Regions from separate parts of the Homo sapiens genome. Here region 1 is linked to region 2. A link is an interaction called in ENCODE POLR2A ChIA-PET data of the cell type or tissue named here. Cell type or tissue: endothelial cell of umbilical vein. All regions are shown on one strand. Links, peaks and the distances in the headings refer to the core of each region. The heading gives the core; the rest is flanking DNA. Region 1 overlaps SIL1 (SIL1 nucleotide exchange factor). Region 2 overlaps CTNNA1 (catenin alpha 1).

The links. ChIA-PET counts read pairs that join two places held together with the same protein. Peaks named below come from ENCODE experiments on the same cell type or tissue, not always from the same donor. Only the 100,000 strongest peaks of a DNase experiment are listed, where the experiment ranks them.
Region 1: POLR2A ChIA-PET joins it to region 2 with 6 read pairs; 2 of 35 experiments call an interaction of 5 or more read pairs at or near these places.

Annotation. Positions count from the first base shown.
Region 1 is chr5:139,160,412-139,167,452 of GRCh38, forward strand. All of the region lies in intron 1 of SIL1 (SIL1 nucleotide exchange factor), which reads right to left. Among named protein-coding and RNA genes, the nearest start is that of SIL1, 34 kb to the right of the region's middle. RefSeq lists a silencer at 3,716-3,916. In endothelial cell of umbilical vein, for the core only: no CTCF peak of the experiment used is centred there; a DNase peak (open chromatin) is centred at 3,820.
Region 2 is chr5:138,833,092-138,840,132 of GRCh38, forward strand. All of the region lies in intron 7 of CTNNA1 (catenin alpha 1), which reads left to right. Among named protein-coding and RNA genes, the nearest start is that of LRRTM2, 39 kb to the right of the region's middle. In endothelial cell of umbilical vein, for the core only: no CTCF peak of the experiment used is centred there; no DNase peak of the experiment used is centred there.

The sequences.
Region 1 (7,041 bases), core at 781-5,780, 330 kb after region 2:
TGATTTTTGAGCCCAAAGTTGGTTGAGAGAGCCACTCTACCAAAAAGCTGTTCTACCAAAAAACTACCTTCTGGTAACTACTAGAACCTTCAAATCCCTGTCTTGCTGGTGTATAGCTGAAATTCTTGCATAAAAAAGGGAGCGAGGCCAGGTGTCGTGGCTCATGCCTATAATCCCAGCAGTTTGGGAGGCCGAGGCAGGCAGACCACCTGAGGTTAGGAGTTGGAGACCAGCCTAACATGGTGAAAACCCGTCTCAAAATGCAAAAATTAGCTGGGTGTGGTGGCACACACCTGTAGTCCCAGCTACTCAGGAGGCTGAGACAGGAGAATTGCTTGAACCTGGGAGGTGGAGGTTGCGGTGAGCCAAGATCATGCCACAGCACTCCAGCCTGGGAAACAGAGCAAGACTCCATCACAAATAAAAAAGGGTGGGGGTAGCAAGAGTTTCACTAAAAGGGGACTTCTACATAAGTTTAAACATAAAGACTATTCCAGAAGGATAGGGGATAGTCAGTAACTAAAGCAAGTTAATAGTAACAAGAATAACAGGCTGGGCGCGGTGGCTCATGCCTGTAATCCCAGCAATTTGGGAGGCTGAGGCGGGTGGATCACCTGAGGTCAGGAGTTTGAGACCAGCCTGACCAACATGGTGAAACCTCGTCTCTACTAAAAACACAAAATTAGCTGGGCATGGTGGCGCATGCCTGTAATTCCAGCTACTCAGGAGGCTGAGGCAGGAGAATCGCTTGAACCTGGGAGGCAGAGGTTGCGATGAACTGAGATCGCGCCATTGCACTCCAGCCTGGGCAACAAGAGTGAAACTCTGACTCAAAAAAAAGAATAACCAAATACCCTCAGTCAGCCACAAGGCCAAATCTTTAAATAAGGGAAATGAAGGAGAAAGCTAACAAGCAGGCTGTCCAATATCCTTCATTTGAGAGCCGTATAGTGAAGAGTAGACAACATCTAAGTCAGGTTAAAGGTAACCATGTGCTTTGAGAAAAGGAAAAGGAGAAGCCAGCTTCAGGTGGGAAAAAGGAGCCCTAGACATGAGTAGAGACCAGTATCTGCAGGGCTACAGTTCTCAACACACAAAGAATTGTTTTTGGGAAAGCTAATGAACATCTGTCGGCTAACCCTGTTCTAGACACTCTCTCTTTCTCATATCCATCCCTGGGATTTTATTATCTTAAGAACCAGGTCTTTGAGCACCAATAACATTTAGGACTCAAACGTTTTCAAAAGTGACCAGAGTCCCACATCTTCCTTACTCCCAGGAGCTTGGAGCACTTCCCTAGAAAAGCAAAGAATTAGAATTGCTGGCCAGGTGCGGTGGCTCATGCCTGTAATCCCACCACTTTGGGAGGCTGAGGTGGGCAGATTGAGTCCAGGAGTTTGAGACCAGACTGGGCAACATGGCAAAACCCCATCTCTACTAAAAACACAAAAATTAGCTGGGCATGGTAGCACGCTCCCGTAGTCCCCACTACTTGGGAGGCTGAGGTGGGAGGATCATCTGAGGCTGGGAAGTGGTCGTTGCAGTGAGCCAAGATCATGCCACTGCACTCCAGCCTGGGCAACAGAGAGAGACTCTGTCTCAAAAAAAAAAAAAAATTAGGATTGCCTAGGCCTTACCAGGTGGGCACACCAGCACTGAGCAGTCCCCCTACAGTCTCTACAGCTCCCAAACATACAGGCCCTACGAAAGGAGAACAGTTACACTGGCCAATATTTGCCATGAAAAACCAGGCCACTACCAGAAAGAGAAGCACTATCCCCTCTGACCTCTCCATGTCTCACCCTGCCACCCACTCACATTCTGTGAATTTGTTTCTATCTGGCCATTGTCAATTCCTGTCTAATGACCTTATCTAAGAACTTAGGGAGTACTACAAAAAATGTCAGTAAAAAATCAGAGTGAGATAAATTTGCTATTCCTGGTGAGCTTTTGTGTTTGTTTTATTCCAAACCAATTCACTAAAGCTTGCTTCCTTATGACAGAAATCCTAAAAATCAATGCTCAAAGCCTAGCAACCACAAACTCCCCCTTCCAGTAACAAAATGCTAGGAAGAAAGAGAGCCACATAAAACGAAGGAAGGGGAAAATGGCCTCTCCACAGACTGTTCCAATTAATGGGAGTGGAGGAGCACAATAGTTAATGAATAAGAAAGAAAATCATCTTGATTACATTTATTTAAGGAACAAAGCAGTAGGAATGTGAATGTGAACACCTGTGTACCCAGGTTCAGCGTAATAAAAGAACACATTCTCATTCACAGCTCATTCATTCAACAAATGTTGTTTGATCATCTACTATATGCCAGGTACCTTTCCTAGGACTGGGAATACAGCTGTGAATGTGACAAACAGATCTCGTCCCTACTCTCATGAAACTTACGTTCTAGTGGAGGGAAAACAGAGTCAACAAGAAGCAGAAAAGCAAGAAAAATATCAAGTGGTTAAGTTATGGTGACTTAAGTAGTCACTTTATACCAGATAAAAGGAAGAGCCTTTCTTGTAAATAACAGCAGAACTGAGCTGAGAATGACAAAGAGCTCATCCAATGAAGACGAGAGAAAAATATTCTAGGCAGAGGGTACAGGTGGAGCAAAGGCCCTCTGTTTAAGAAGCAGAAAGTAAGTTACTGTGTCCAGAACACAGAAGGCAAGCAGAAGGGAGTAGGGGAGGTTAGGAGATAAAGCTGCCAAGGAAGGCAGGCAGGGATCGGAATATGAAAGGCCTTATAACCAGGCTAAGGAGTTTGGAGTTGATTCTAAGTATGATGGTGAGCCCAAAGGGCGTCAGGCAGCAAGGTGACGTGCTCCTTAAGAAATTGAGGGAAACTGATAACTGATTCCAAGATGGAAACTGACTTTTCAGAAAAGTTATCTAACCACAGAAATTTAAAACAGCTTAATTTCCCCAAAAGAAATGCTTCACTGTTTTGTTTTTTTTTCGGTTTTTTCTTTTGTGGAGACAAGGTATCGCTCTGTCACCCAGGCTGGAGTCAAGTGGCACCATCTCGTCTCATTGCAACCTCCACCTCCCAGGTTCAAGCGATTCTCCTGCCTCCGCCTCCTGAGTAGCTGGGATTACAGGTGCCCACCACCACGCCTGGCTATTTTTTGTGTTTTTGGTAGAGATGGGGTTTCACCATATTGGTCATGCTGGTGTTGAACTCCTGGGCTCAAGTGATCCGCCCGTCTCGGCCTCCCAAAGTGCTGGGATTACAGGCATGAGCCAACATGCCCAGCTGCTTCACTATTTTTTAATTTATCAGTTATTAAATATGCACTAAGTGAAGGGCACTGTACTAAATGTATTAAATATTGGGTTGGTGCAAAAGTAATTGTGGTTTTTGCCATTTAAAATTGCAATTATTTCATCCTCATCCAGCACTGTAAGTAGATATTATCATCTCACCTATAATTCCTATAATTCACGCCTATAATTCCAGCACTTTGGGAGGCTGGGCGGGCAGATCACTTGAGGCCAAGAGTTCAAGACTAGCCTGGCCAACAGGGTGAAACCCCGTCTCTACTAAAAATACAAACATTAGCTGGGTATGGTGGCGTAAGCCTGTAATCCCAGCTACTCGGGAGGCTAAGGCACAAGAATAGCTTGAGCCCAGGAGACAGAGGTTGCAGTAAGACAAGATCGTGCCACTGCACTCCAGCCTGGGCAACAACAAGAGAATGTCTCAAAAAAAAAAAAAAAAAGATATTATCATCTCCATTTTACAGATAAAGTAACCAAAGTTCAGACAGGAGGGGAAATGACTTGCCAAAGGCCACGCAACATGTACATGGCACAAAGCCAGGAAGGGACTCCAAGTCTCTCTGACTCAAAAGAGCCAGTGCACCAGCTACTTTCTCTAATGACTCCATCCCTTCCCTCACAAGAGGGAAGAGAAAAAACAGTTCTTTCTGGTTACTACTCAAAGCTTCTGCCCATTGCCTTCTCTCTACTTGAAGGAGCCGCTCACCTTCCCCAGTAAGGGACACAGATTGAGGCCTGACTCCAAATACCTTCTCCAAGAACCTTCCCTAACAAGGCAAACCCAACCCCACTGTCCCCATGTCGTTAGTCAGCCTCTCTCAGCCCCTAGGGTCGGGCCCATGGGTTCTGTCCCTAATGAAACTTGAGCTCTTTAAAGGCATTACAATCTTCACCATTCATTGAGCACCTACCATGTGCCAAGCACATGACCTCCATTATTTCATTTCATCCTAACTGCCCTAGGAGGTGGGTATCAGTACACACTTATTCAGATGAAGAAACTAAGTCACAGAAGTAATAAGAACAAAGTCCAAAAGCTAGTAAGGAAGAGGTGGGAAGATGGTAGAGTAGAAAGCAATGAGGACTAAACTCTGATTTTATCTGGCCCAAATTCCTATCTAAAAGGTCTGGGGAGTCATGTCCTACAAACAGTAAATTCTCATCAGATGGGTTTTATTTAACCATGTATATTGAGACTTACTTTCCAATCTGACTCTGGCATAACAAGGAAGAAAATAAAAATATTTTACCCCAAAACATGTTTCTCTGCCATATCTTGAATGGCCCTGCAAAGTGATCCCTTGTGGGAAAAATCCACATATTCTATAGAGAATCCCCTACCCCCTTGTTTTCCTTTCTTCCTTCCTTCCTTTCCAGATCCAGGAGATAATCAACTAAGAGTCACGCATTCTTTTAGGTCCGATAAGAAACATTTTACAACCTGCTCTCTCTGAAGTGTGCTACCTGAGAGCTTCCTCTGCACAATAAAACTTGGTCTCCACAATCCTTTATGTTAACCTAAACATTTCCTTTCTATTGATCCCAGATCTTCAGATAAACTCAACCGTCAGCCAGAAAATGTTTAAATTTACCTATAGCCTGGAAGCCCCCACTTTGAGTTGTCCCACCTTTCTGAACCAAACCAATGTATTTCTTGTTTGTTTGTTTTTTTGAGATGGAGTTTCATTCTTGTTGCCCAAGCTGGAGCACAAATGTGTGATCTCGGCTCACTGCAACCTCCACCTCCCAGGTTCAAGCAATTCTCATGCCTCAGCCTCCCGACTAGCTGGGATTACAGGCACATGCCACCACACCTGGCTAATTTTTTGTATTTTTAGTAGAAACAGGGTTTCACCATGTTAGCCAGGCTGGTCTTGAACTCCTGACCTCAGGTGATCCGCCCACCTTAGCCTCCCAAATTGCTGGGATTACAGGCCAAACCAATGTCTGTCTTTTTTATTATTTTTATTATTATTATTTTTTGAGACGGGGTCTCACCCTGTCACCAGGCTGGAATACAGTGACACGATCTCGGTTTACTGCAACCTCCGCTTCCTGTGTTCAAGTGATTCTCCTGCCTCAGACTCCTGAGTAGCTGGGGCTACAGGTACATGCCCACCATGCCCGGCTAATTTTTTTTTATTATTTTTTAGTAGAGATGGAGTTTCACCGTGTTAGCCAGGATGGTCTCGATCTCCTGACCTCAAGATCCGCCCACCTAGGCCTCCCAAAGTGCTGGGATTACAGGCCTGAGCCACCACGCCTGGCCTGTATTTCTTAAATGTATTTGATTGATGTCTTGTGCCTCCCTGAAATATATAAAACCAAGCTGTACCCCGAACACCTTGGGCACATGTTCTCAGGACCTCCTGAGGGCTATGTCATGGGCCATGGTCACTCAGGTTTGGCTCAGAATAAGTCTCTAAAAAATATTTTACAGAGTCTAACTCTTCGTCAACAGCACAGAAATCTGTCTCCCTAACTAGACAACAACTGCACTGACAGAATTTGTCTGATATAAATCAGAGTCATGTGCTGCACATTTCAGTCAACAACAGACCACTTATACGACAGTGGTCTCATAAGATGACAATGGAGCTGAAACATTCCTATCACCTAGTATTTACCATTAAATACTTCTTATTGCTATTTTAGAGGGTACTCATTCTACTTATTTTTTAAGAGGGGCCAGGCATAGTGGCTCATGCCTGCAATCCCAGAGCTTTAGAAGGTCAAGACAGGAGGATCCCTTGAGGCCACAAGTTCAAGATCAGCCTGAGCAATATAGCAAGATCCTGTCCTTACAAAAAATACAAAAATAGGCGTGGTGATGAGTACCTGTAGTCCCAGCTACTTGGAAGGCTGAGGCAGGAGGACTGCTTGAGCCAAGGAATTTGGGGTTGCAGTGGGCTATCATCATGCCATTGCATTACAGCCTGGGCAAGGAGTGACTTTTTTTCTTTTTCCTGAGACAGGATCTCATTCCCATAGCCCAGGCTGGAGTGCGGTGGCATGATAGCAGCTCACTGGAGCCTCAACTTTCCAGGCTCAGGTGATTTTCCCACCTCATCCTCCTAAGTAACGGGCACTACAGGCACACACCAGCACACCTGGCAATGTTTTTGTTTTTTTTGAGACAGAGTCTCACTCTGTCGCCCAGGCTGGAGTGCAGTGGCACAATCTCAGCTCACTGCAAGCTCTGCCTCCCAAGTGCATACCATTCTCCTGCCTCAGCCTCCCAAGTAGCTGGGAATACAGGCACCCACCACCACGCCCGGCTAATTATTTTTTTGTATTTTTAGTAGAGACGGGGTTTCACCGTGTTAGCCAGGATGGTCTCGATCTCCTGACCTTGTGATCCACCCGCCTCAGCCTCCCAAAGTGCTGAGATTACAGGCGTGAGCCACCGCGCCCAGCCTTTGTCTTGTATTTTTAGTAGAGACTACTAACACGGTTTCGCCATGTTGCCCAGGCTGATCCTGAACTCCTGGGCTCAAGTAACCCCCACCCCCCGCCTCAGCCTCCCAAAGTGCTGAAATTACAGGCGTGAGCCACAGTACCCAGCCAAGGAGTGGCTTTAAAAGAAAAACAAAGTTAACTGTAAACCAGCCTCAAGCAGGTCTTTCCAGAAGGCACTATTATCACAGGAAATGACAGTTCCAAGTGTGTGATTGCCCCTGAAGACCTTCCAGTGGGACTAAATGTGAAGATAGAAGACAGTGATGTTAATGATCCTGACCCTGTGTAGACCTAGGCTAA
Region 2 (7,041 bases), core at 1,001-6,000:
TCAATGAACAAATAAGCAAAACCTACCCTTTCCCCAAAACCTCCAAATCTGAATATACTTAATACAATGTCTGAAACATAAAGGACCCTCAGTCTTTGAAATGAACTCCATTTGGTTTTGACCAGAGCAGTCTTGCCCAGCAGGTCATGGTCGTGTTTGACTGACTGGCGTTAGGGCTTATAATTGGTAAGAACAAACACATGCCATGGGCTTAAGTAGTTCTAGCTCTCTGCTATTCAGTGTGGTAGCCACTCACCATATGTGGCTATTGAGCACTTGAAATGTGACAAGTCTAAATTGAAGTTTGCTGTAAGTACATCAGATTTCAGAGTTAGTATAGAAAAAAGAATGTGAATTATCTCACTGATATTATTTTAGATATATTGGGTTAAATAAAATCTATTAAACTTTATTTTTACCTGTTTCTTTTCACTTATGGCTACGAGAAAAATCATATTTACATTGGTTATATATGTATCTATAACTTGTATATATGTTATAAAAATTATATGGGTGGTTTATTTCTGGCTTGCATTGTATCTCTGTTGGATAGTTCTAACCAATAAGTAACCAACCAGCTAAGGTGAGTAGATGAGAGGTTAGGATCAACTTTGTTCAATGTCCAGAATGGCATGGTAGTCCATGCATAGTAGCTATTATAACTTGTATTCTTTTAATACTTAAAACTGTAGTTTTAGATAGAAGAAAATTGGTTCAATTTAGGACCTTGTAAGGATAATGTTTCTTAAGGATACATTTTATCTTTGTTCTTGCCTGAAAACGTTGGACATAGTAGTTGTAGGATCCCAAAAGAAGAATGCAGTAACTGGACATACTTTGGTTGGACTGGATGTATATTTGAGGAATATGACTATGTTAATACATCAAGTATAAAATTTTAATTCGATTTGGGTAAATTTGATGTGGATTGTATGAATGGTATGCAGCTAATGTTCATTTTCAAAGATCTTTTGAAAAGATATATTGTTATTATAGTGAAGTGAAGCACTCAATTTAGATGTTAATCCTTTCTCAGTTTTGCAAATGCCTTCCTGGAATCTCTTTAGCATAGCCAGAGCTTTTGAAGGACTCTGAAGAGCTTGTTACTGCATTATGTTGTGGCTACACTTTTCTTTTCTTCAGAATTAGAGTAGCTTAATTTTTTCCTGATTATAAAAGTTCTGTGTTCATTATATATTGTCCATAATCCCACCACTCATTTTTGTGTATAACATTCCAGACTTAATTCGGATCTGTGTATATGTACACTTATATCTGTTCTTTTCTTACCTTTTCTTTTTAAAAATGTTGTTAGTAATGATTGTCCATACTTTTACACTGCTTACCATATGCCAGCCATTGTGCTGAGAGACATTTTATCCCCATAATAACCCTATTGAGTTGATAATTGCTCAAAAATACATATACACACAGGTGCAGTTTGAGCTCAGATCTGTCTGACCTGAAAGTCTGAACTCTTAATACTTTTACCATTGTACATCGTCCCAAGTTAACAAATATGATTTTATAACATCTTAATGGTGGCAGAGTTTTCCATTAAAATTAAATACCCCCAGAACTAAAATAAATACTGGAATCTAAATTTCAGTATTAAATTTCTAAAATTGGATATCCTAGACTAAGTAAAATAGATCCAGGTCTGGGATAGCTGCTTGAAGTGAGTGGAATGTCACTTGCCTCTGTGTGAAGAGACTGCCAAACAGGCTTTTTGAGAGCAGTAAAGCTTTTTAATCACCTGGGTGCGGGCGGGCTGAGTCCAAAAAGAGAGTCAGCGAAGGGTGGCGGGATTATCATTAGTTCTTATAGGTTTGGGATAGGCAGTGGAGTTAGGAGCAATTTTTTGTGGGCAGGGGGTGGATCTTATGAAGTACATTGTCAAGGGTGGGGAGAATATTGCAGAGTACCTTCTTAAGGGCAGGGGAGGATATTACAAAGTACTTTCTCAAGGGTGGGGAGGGTGTATTGTCACAAAGTCAATTTATCAGTTAGGGTGGGGCAGGAACAAATCGCAGTGGTGGAATGTCATCAGTTAAGGCAGGAACTGGCTATTTTCGCTTCTTTTGTGGATCTTCAGTTGCTTCAGGCCATCTGGATGTATACATGCAGGTGACAGGGGATATGATGGCTTAGCTTGGGCTCAGAGGCCTGACATGGAGCAAAAGAGCTTTTAGAGTATTTTCCATGCTAGACTGGTGGTACTTGAGTGCTGTAGCTGTTTAAATGGGCTCTGTGGTTTGCAGGTACAGAGGCTGAGTTTTGTTATACAGTTATGGTATGATTTCCATCTTTCTTTGAACTCTTGAGTTTTCTGCAAGAGATGCTTACCTAAATTAGTAGTCCATAGTTCTGTAGAGGCATTTGAAGATTATTTTATTGAATTGTTAGTGTAAGCTTTTCTGTGAGCTGCCTAATAAACAGGATTTGGGAGAGTTTATATAAGTAGATGATGCATTGAATGCAAAATTTGAGCCTGTGTAGGACTTGCTTTTTTGACAGCGGCATTTATTTTTATTTTTTATTTAATAAATTTTATTTTTACTGTATATGTTTAAGGTATACAAGGTGATATTTAGATATACATAGTTAAATGATTACTACAGTGAAGCCATTTAACATATCTGTTATCTTAGAGTTACCTTGTGTGGGTGGTAAGAGGGCCTAAAATCTACTCTCTTAGCAAGTTTTCCAAATACAATACAGTGCTATTGACTATAGGCTTCATGCTGTAGATTAGAGCTCTAGATTTTTTATTTACTTATTTTTTGCTCTGTCACCCAGGCTGGAGTGCACTGGTACGATCACAGCTCACTGCAACCTCTGCGTCCCTGATTCAAGTGATTTTCATGCTCCAGCCTCCCAAACATAATAGCTGGGTTTAGAGGCTTGTGTTACTAAGCCTAGCTAATTTTTGTATTTTTAGTAGAGATGGGGTTCCGTGCTATTGGCCAGGCTGGTCTCGAACACCTGGCCTCAAGTGATCCACCTGCCTTGGCTTCCCAAAGTGTTGGGATTACAGGTGTGAGCCACCATGGCTGGCCAAGAGTTCTAGATTTATTCATCCTGCATAACTGCAACTTTGTATTCCTTGACATAAGTGTCCCCTACTCCCACCATATGGTAACCCACCTTTCTACTCTCTTGTTTTTATTTATTAGAGAACATGTAAAAATCATGCAATAGTTTTCTCTGTGTCTATTTCACTTAGTATAATGCCCTCCAAGTTCATCCATGTTGTAGAGCAGCATTTATTTAATTTGAAAACACTTTGTCAAAAATTAATTTGTGATTTTCTTACGGTTCAAGATAAGGAGTTTAAAAGATCTTCATAACTCTGAGAAAGACATCTTACCCCAGTTATATTTGTGTTGCTTTCAAAGAGGTTTGAAGTACTTCCCATTTATGAGCTATCCTGGCATTGCGCATTGCAGTATTTAGCAGGCAAGTTCTTAATCTCTAATACCAGAAAGATGCATGTTTATGTATTTGTTGAAGTGATGCTGGCCTGATGGAGCAGTAGTGGTTTTGAAATCAGAATGATGGAGCAGGCATGTAAGCCTGCCCAGTGTTAGGCAGCAGGTGGATAGGAGTTTAGCCTCCTCAGGATTGCTGTTAGACTGTCCTTTATATCACTTTGTGCTGTTTAGCCATCAAGCAGGGTTGAAAAGACTTCATATCTAAAGTAGTATTTCTGAATTAACAGGTAATAACCTCTAAATATATCAGATTATTAGTAATTATCTCTAGCTGGTGGGGCGATGGGCACTATAAATTTTCTTTGATATTTTTTCCCACATTTAAAAAAAGTTTTTTATGTTGTTAATGTCACAAAGTTTAAAAAACTTAGACCGTTAGATTTGCGTGTCTTAGATTTTTAGGTTTTGTTTATAATCATACACCGTGTTCATTTCCAAAGCACTATTAATATGGAAATTTGATGGTTTTTCACACATTAATATGTTGATTCGTCCTTTCGAGGTAATGATTCATTCAGGACTAGTTTGGCTAAAGTGGTTAGTTTGGTTTTATAAAAAATTATAGTATACATTTCTATCAAGTCTTGAAGTGAGACTCAATTATCTCTCTGTGATAGCATTTGCTTCATTCTTTTCTTGCAGTGTATATCAAAGCGATTTTTGACCTTGGAAGTATAAAATTGTGAAGGTAGAATTTGGAAGTGACGTTCGTTATCATGTGGTCTAGGGGTTGACAAATTATAGTTCTCAGGTCAAGTCTAGCCTGCCACTTATTTTTATAAATAAAGTTTTATTGGAACACAGCCATACTCATTTAGTTGTTTCTTCCTTCTCCTCCTCCTCCTTCTTTTCTTCTTCTTTCCTCCTGTTCCTCCTCCTCCCCCTCCTCTTGATCCTCCCCCTCCTGCTCCTTCCCCCTCCCCCTCCTCCCTCCCCTCCCTCTCCTCCCCCCCCTTTCCCCACTCCTCCGTCTTCTCTTCTCTTCTCCTCTCTCCTCTCTCTTCTCTCTCTCCTCTCTCCTCTCTCCTCTTTTTGGTTTTGTTTGTTTGTTTTGAGACAGGGTCTTATTCTGCCACCCAGGCTGGGACTGCAGTGGTGCAATCACAGCTCACTGCAGCCTTGACTTCCCAGGCTCAGGTGATTCTGCCATCTCAGCTTCCCCAGTAGCTGGGACTAGAGGTGTGCACCAGCATGCCTGACTAATTTTTTGTATTTTTTGTAGATATGGGGTCTTGCCATTTTGCCAAGGGTGGTCTCAAACTCCTGGACTGAAAGCAGTCTGCCTGCCCCAGCCTCCCAAAGTGCTGGGATTACAGGTGTGAGCCACCATGCCTGGCCAAGTAGTTTCTAAAGAGACCGCATGGCCCCAGAGCCTAAAGTATTTGCTATTTGGTCCTTTATAGAAACTTGCCAATTTTTAATCTGTTTCAATCAGCTCCCCAGTAGCTGGGACTGCAGGTGTGCACTGCCATGTCTGGCTAAGTTTTGTATTTTTAGTAGAGATAGGGTTTCACCATGTTGGCCAGGCTGGTCTCAAAGTCCTGATGTCAAATGCTATACCCACCTCAGCCTCCCAAAGTTCTGGGATTACAGGCGTGAGCCATGGCACCCAGCCCAACCAATTAATTTTTCTGAAGGTTTTAAATTATAAATTCAGTTTCTTCAGTAGATATAAAACTAAGTTATGTATTGTTTCTTGGGTAAATTTTGGAAGATTGTGGCTTTCAATGAATTAGTTCATTTTATCCACTTAGTTGATTTTGTACGCATGGAGATGTTTGTTGTAATCTCTTACTATCCTTCTACTGTTTAGCATCTGTAGCAGTATTCTCTGTTTCATAACTATTCTTGATAATTTGTTTTATTTTTTCTTTCTTTGTCAATCTGGCCAGAAGTTTATCAATTCTAGTGATCTTTTGAAAAATCCAGCTTTGGGTTTCATTAATTTTTTTTTCCTCTAATACTTCCAATTTCATCTGTTTCTGCTTTTTATTTATTTATTTTTCTGTCTGCTTATTTTGGGTTTATTTTATTCTATCTTTACTAGTTTCCTGAGGTGAGAACTTAGGTTATTGACTTGAGACCTTTCTTCTTTGTGTAAAGATATAGTGGTATAGATTTCCCTAATCTAAGCCCTGCTTTGTCTGCATCCGATAAATTCTGATACGTTGTATTTTCATTTTAAAATTATTTTTATTTTTTTGTTGTTGTTTGTTTGTTTGTTTTTAAGAGATCGGGTCTCATCGTGTTACCCAGGCTGGTCTTGAACTCTTGAGTTCAAATGATCCTCCCACCTCGGCCTCCCAAAGTGCTGGGATTACAGGCGTGAGCTACCGTGCCCGGCCTATATTTTCATTTTTGTTCAGTTCAAGATATTTTAAAATTTTCCTCGAGTCTTCTTCTTTGATCACTGGCTTATTTAGAAGTATGTTGTGTAATTTCCAAGTATTTGGAGATTTTCTTGCTATGTTTCTGTTACTGATTTCTAGTTTAATTCTAATTCCATATGGTCAGAGAACATAAACTTTGCATGATTTCAATTTTTTTTAAATTTGTTAATTGAGCCTTGTTTTATGACCCAGTGCTACCTTTGTAATGTTCTGTTTGCACTTGACAAATAATATGTATTCTGCTTTTTATTTTTTTTTTCTTTTTTGAGACGAAGTCTTGCTCTGTTGCTCAGGCTGGAAGTATAGAGGCATGATCTCGGCTCAAGTGATTTCTCCTGCCTCAGCCTCCCGAGTAGCTGGGATTACAGGCACCCGCCATCACGCCTGGCTAATTTCTGTATTTTTAGTAGAGGTGGGGTTTTCCCATGTTGGCCAGGCTGGTCTCTAACTCCTGACCTCAGGTGATCCACCCGCCTTGGCCTCCCAAAGTGCTGGGATTACAGGCATGAGCCACCGTGCCTGGCCTGTATTCTGTTATTGTTGGGTGGAGTGAAAGTGTCACTTAGATCTAGTTGGTTGATGGCATTGTTCTATAGCTTGCTGTTTTTTTAGTTGGGGGAAAGATCTAATTATTCTAAGAATTACTGAGATAAGAGTGTTGCAGTCTCCAACTTTAATTGTAGATTCGACCATTCTTTATTTCAATTCTTGGATTGCCACTCCATGTGTTCTGCTCAGGATCTTTAGTTACATTCAGTGGGACAGACAGGGTGGAGTATATTTATTACATTTAGCCAGAACCAAAACTCAACCAGTGTTTTCAAAACTGAGTCTGAAACTAGTGAAGTGTTAGGCCATGGTTACACCCATGTTTGAACAGTTAGGACTAGAACTAAGGCTTCTGATTTTTTAGTCCAGAGATACTCCTGGTGGTGCTCTTCACATGTGATGCCATGGATGATGAGCAGTAAGCTGATACTTCCATAGAATAGAACTTGTTAAAGCTTGATCAAGTAATGTAATCTCCCCAGGGCAGCTTTCTTGGCTGGAATTGGGGTCATTAATAGCTGCCCCTCTAACTGACCTTGTTAAAATGCACAGAGAATCTCTCAAGTAAGACCAAGTAAAACCGTGAAGATGGGGATATAATGGGTGGT